Regions from separate parts of the Homo sapiens genome. Here region 2 is linked to region 1. The links are chromatin contacts, found by Hi-C in ENCODE. All regions are on one chromosome and are shown on one strand. The core of a region is the stretch at or near the end of the contact, and the rest is flanking DNA. Distances in the headings are between cores, read along the strand shown.

What was found. Hi-C counts contacts between places; a loop is a spot of excess contacts on that map. Pooled maps may share reads with other maps.
Region 2: a loop to region 1 is called in a pooled map, with 3 times the contacts of the local background. The contact joins two enhancer-like sites. A Hi-C loop is called at or near these places in 7 of 37 single-sample maps with no recorded cell type and 5 of 50 pooled maps.

What each region holds. Positions count from the first base shown.
Region 1 is chr6:38,306,520-38,309,219 of GRCh38, forward strand. The region is part of intron 7 of BTBD9 (BTB domain containing 9); the gene reads right to left. Among named protein-coding and RNA genes, the nearest start is that of BTBD9-AS1, 170 kb to the right of the region's middle. Within about 2 kb of position 1,357, at least 2 of the 41 ENCODE cell types and tissues checked have a DNase peak (open chromatin) inside an H3K27ac peak, as active enhancers do.
Region 2 is chr6:38,426,627-38,429,326 of GRCh38, forward strand. All of the region lies in intron 6 of BTBD9 (BTB domain containing 9), which reads right to left. Among named protein-coding and RNA genes, the nearest start is that of BTBD9-AS1, 54 kb to the right of the region's middle. Within about 2 kb of position 1,370, at least 2 of the 41 ENCODE cell types and tissues checked have a DNase peak (open chromatin) inside an H3K27ac peak, as active enhancers do.

The sequences.
Region 1 (2,700 bases), core at 107-2,606:
CTGCAAAGTGTATGAATATTGGAATGACTCAGACTGCAGGGAACTGCAGAAAAAGTGATCTGAAAACAATTTTACTGCTCTCTGTTCTTACAAAGCACCAGGGGTGGCCAACGACTTGCCTCTAAATTTAATTCAGGAGTAATAAATTTTTTAAAAGGCAGTATTACTTCAGTAGGACATGACCTGAGGGCCACCTGTACCAGCTATATTTAAAGATAAGACTGACATGTTATTTAACTGTCTCCAGAGATCACTTTTGAGAGGTGGAGGAAAAAGACCCACTTGAAGCAGATTTTGTAAAAGGAAATAACACTTAGCAGTTACAGAGGACTGTCATCTTCAAACACTGTGCTCTGCTGGGCTTTATTCAATGTTTCCCTGGCTGTTTTCATTACAAAATTGTTTTCTAACAGCACAGTGGTTCATGCAGCAAGCAAATGGTTAATAATCTCTGAGTAGATCATTCTCTATTGCCAAGATTTTCATAGAGATACAAAGATTTCCTGTTTAAGAAGATAACTATTAGCTTAAGGTCCTACCTAGAGGTCTTCCCACAGACCTATCACTTCTTTTTTTAAAGGAGGAAACACACCAGTGGCCTAGCCCCAGGCCTACACAGGAATTTGTTGCTGATCAGGCAAGCTTCTAACCCAACTGTAATCCAACCTTCTGTCAAATTATTCAAGAGGAAAAAATATCCACAGCTGTTCTGTCTTAACAGCTGTAAAAGAACAATAGCTAATTAGAGAACAAGCCCATCTTTCTTGGAAACTATCAAAAAGCTGTAAAAATGTATTCTACAACACAGGCACTTAGTTATATTAATGCCTAGTTTTATCTATCAGGTTAAGAAAATCACTTTTCAATCATATATTACATCACCAAAGAAAAACCATGGGTTATATATAGCATACAATTTTTAAGCTTTTCCTTTCCCAAAGTTTCCCCCACCTGCTTCTGTGAGAAGGCTGCTTCTGAACACACTTCCAGAGAATTCAGTCCTGACCACCTCTCCATACCTGTGGGTGAAGCCCATGGGTGGAAAACAGGCTATGCCTTTTGAAAACTGGAGCCCCTTTCCCCTAATCGATTTTTCCTTCTTTCTTTGCTATTTTGTCTGTTTAATTAGCATTAATCCAGTATTCTGATCTTTCCTGTTCTAGCTCCAATTTTTACATTAGCAAGGTTGCCCAAATCACATCTTATCTTAAGATTATAAGGGCTCCAAAAATCATGCTGAGTCCATTTTAGCCAGTGATAAGAAGAGGTTAAAACTTCCCTAAACTTCAGATGTGTTCCCCTCCACCTTTTGCCCCTCAAACACATGCAAATTTTATGAAGCTATAGCTCTAAACACTTCAGAGGAAGTGGCCTGCTTTCTAGAAGATAAGAAATCAGAGATGGTTATCCCCAGGGACAGAAGTGAGGTGATGTGGCAACAGTAGATCTCAAACATACAAGTTCACCAGGATCAGTGAATTTTCTCTCTCTCCTCACACTGGGGCCTTTGAATGAAAGCACTTTCCAAAAATAACTGTATGGTTTACTCTCTTATGTGCAGTTTGACAATCCTGTAGTTTAAATGCTAGAGGTTTTAGCTGAGAAAATCAATTCAAAGGCCTTAAAGAATCAAGCATCAGATGTTAGCAGTAATAACCACTGCAGTATATCAAAGAGGGATTCACTCTGAAGGTGAGGCCTTGAAATTGAGGACAGAGGCATTTCCAGGTATAAAGAAAAAAGATAAACCAACCATCCAATTCTGTGTTTGAACTAACAGGCAATATCTCTATTTTTTTCTTTCCTCCGGACATAACTTGTCAGGGAAGAGACTTTACATCTGCACTGTAAACATAACGTGATTTATACAAACACAGGAGAAGGAATAACCAACATACAAATAGTCACTTAAACTGGTTTTGCAAGTTTTCAAAATGATTTCTCAAAAAATTAAGAAGTTTTAATATAAAGGGCATCTTTTTCTGTGAGTAGTATCATAAGTTTCACATGAATTTATTTTTCCTTCTTCCCTAAAAGATGTTCAAATTGTTGCAGGATTGCTACTTAAAATCAACAGAGTTTTGTTTTGTTTCTGTTTTTTTGAAGCAGGGTCTCACTCTGTTGCCCAGGCGGGAGTGCAGTGGCATGATCACGGCTCACTGCAGCCTCGACCTCTCACAGGATGAGGTGATCCTCCCACCTCAGCCTCTGGAGTAGCTGGGACTACAGGTATGTGCCACCAAGCCTGGCTTATTTATTTATTTATTTATTTTTTGTATTTTTTGTAGAGATGGGATTTTGCTATATTGCCCAGGCTGGTCTCAAACTCCTGAGCTCAAGCATTTCTCTTGCCTCAGCCCCCCAAAGTGCTGGGATTACAGGCCTGAGCCACTGCGCCTGGGCCAACAGAGTTATTTTTGTACCACACTACGAGTTTAAAGGGTCGTCAGGTCACAACAGGTTTGTGACTCAAGTCAGAGATGTCACCACAGCTTGGGGAATATTTCTCATTCACATTGAACAGAGAACAAAAGACATGCAAAAGGTTGTTTAAAAAGCCCACAAAAAGGCCAGGTGCAGTGGCTCATGCCTGTAATCCCAGCACTTTGGGAGGCTGAAGCAGGTGGATCACCTGAGGTCAGGAGTTCGAGACCAGCCTGGCCAACATGGTGAAACCCTGTCTCTACTAAAAATACAAAA
Region 2 (2,700 bases), core at 120-2,619, 120 kb after region 1:
TGCCACTCCCGATTGGGCTAAAGGCTTGCCATTGTTCCTGCATGGCTAAGTGCCTGGGTTCGTCCTAATTGAGCTGAACACTAGTCACTGGGTTCCACGGTTCTCTTCCGTGACCCACAGCTTCTAATAGAGCTATAACACTCACTGCATGGCCCAAGATTCCATTTCTTGGAATCCATGAGGCCAAGAACCCCAGGTCAGAGAACACGAGGCTTGCCACCATCTCGGAAGCAGCTTGCCACCATCTTGGAAGCTCTGTGAGCAAGGAACCCTGGTAACAGTATCATGTCTAGACAAAGAGAGAGACCATCCAGCCTCCAGTGTCCCCTGAAATGTCTCAGTGAAGCTTCAATTCCCCATCTCCCCAGATTCCCAGGTAGCGATTCTACGTTCTGTATCCTACATCCTAGGCCTGTAGGACCTCTCTGCCCTCCACAGCACCCTGATACCCATGTCCATTCTCCTGGACAAATAACCAAGAAACCACTGTACCTCTATCCCTTTATGGCAGTGCAGTTCAGCCATAGCTGAATATTAAAATCATCTGAGGAGCTTTAAAAAAAAAAAAAAAGCTGATGCCATGCTGAGTATGGTGGCTCCCACCTATAATCTCAGCTATTCAGGAGGCTCAGGCAGGAGGATTGCTTGAGCCCAGGAGTTTGAGACCAGCCTGGGCAACACAGCAAGACCTCCATTTCGAAAAAGGAAAAGAAAAAAGAAATACCGATAGCAGATGCACCCCAGACCAATTTCATTAGGTTCTCTGTGAGGTGAGCTCTAGGCACTGGGCTTTTGTAAAAGCTCCCCAAATGATTCCAGTGCACAGCTGGAGCTGAGAAAAGTACGCACCAGGGAGCTGGAGCAACCATATACTGCATGGGCTAGCCATGCACAGAAAAGATGCCTCCCTAGAAAGGAAAAGAGGAAATCCCTGCAGCTAGAAATGCTGGAGTTTTGTTTTTCTAACCTGTGTGTCAAAGTATTTGTGTGTGTGCTTATCAGTGAACCAAAAAGATTAAATTATAGTGGTCTCAAAAAACACCCCTGTCAACAATCAAGATAATTATAGGTAATGGAGAACTAACAAAAAGAAGAGAAAATCCACAAAGATCTGTTTCCACTGCATAAAATAAATATGAATTGCATTCTCTTAGGTCAACCATTCTCTACTTGACTAATTATAATGCAGCACAATAACGATGAGGTATGTTATTACCTGTACTGTGTTAACTAGAGTAAGTTTTATTTGATTGCAAGATTAAACTGTTCCTGTATGCTTAACCTTCATAGTTAGTTACTCCTGAACAGTGTAATGTTTGAGGGAACATTGCTCCTGGGCACTAGAAGTGTTAATGTTCAACATTTGCATAAGTCAAGGTACTTTTCTATATTTGCATAAAAAGAGGTAAGCAGGCCCCTTCAAAGGAATGAGGAACAAAGAGCAGCTACTCTGAGGGCTGAAAGTTCTAGGAAGGGAGCTTTTTGGGTGAGGGGGATAACAGTGGGGCAGAACAGGCACCAAAGATTAACGAGATATATCCCTGACATTTGAACATCAAAGGTGCTTCATGAAGGACCTTTTAAAAGGGGACTGAGAAGTTTGAAGTGGTCACTCATGCTTCTTCAGGAGTTGGGCCCTTGAAAGGAAAAGCAGCATTGCAATAGAATAGCACCCTGGTTGAATTGACCACTCCCATCTTTAGGCCCCCAAAAACCTTTGTACACAACTCTATGTTAGCATGTTAGCACTTGCTCTATTAATGCCCCACCCCCACCCACTCCCAACTAAAACTACGTTCTCTGTTGCCCAGGCTGAAGTGAGTGGCATGATCGCGGCTCACTGCAGCCTCGAACTCCTGGGCTCGAGTGATCCGTATTAAAGCATTTTTTTGGCACACTCTATAAGGTCCTTGAAGACACAGGGTCCATGACTTGTTTCTCTTTGTTTTCTCATGCATTCCCAACACCAAGAACAGTGTTTGATACAAAGCTCTCAAAAATGAGTAAATGAATGAACCAATGAATGGTTCCCAAACAACTGTTAAATAATACAGCTTATTCAGGCATTGGAATGATTTTTCGTTTTTTCTTTTTTTTTTTTTTTGAGATGGAGTCTCACTCTGTTGCCCAGGCTGGAGTGCAGTGGCGCGATCTCGGCTCACTGCAAACTCTGCCTCCCGGATTCACGCCATTCTCCTGCCTCAGCCTCCCGAGTAGCTGGGACTACAGGCGCCCACCACGCCCGGCTAATTTTTTGTATGTTTAGTAGAGACGGGGTTTCACCGTGTTAGCCAGTATGGTCTTGATCTCCTGAACTCGTGATCTGCCTGCCTTGGCTTCCCAAAGTGCTGGGATTACAGGCGTGAGCCACTGCGCCCGGCCCCAGAATGATTTTTCATTTGACTCTGTCATCTACTGCATTAGTTCTTTCCACTTGCCTATTATATTTTCTTCTAGGTTTCTGGTCAGGAGAGAGCCAAGAGCAAAATCCAGTGATACCCCATTAGATACTTCATGGGCATCACTGATTCAAGAACCAACAACTGGGCTGGGCATGGTGGCTCACGCCTGTAATCCCAGCACTTTGGGAGGCTGAGGCAGACGGATCACTTGAGGTCAGGAGTTCAAGACCAGCCTGGCCAACATAGTGAGACCCTGTCTCTACTAAAAATACAAAAATTAGCTAGGCGTGGTGGCAGG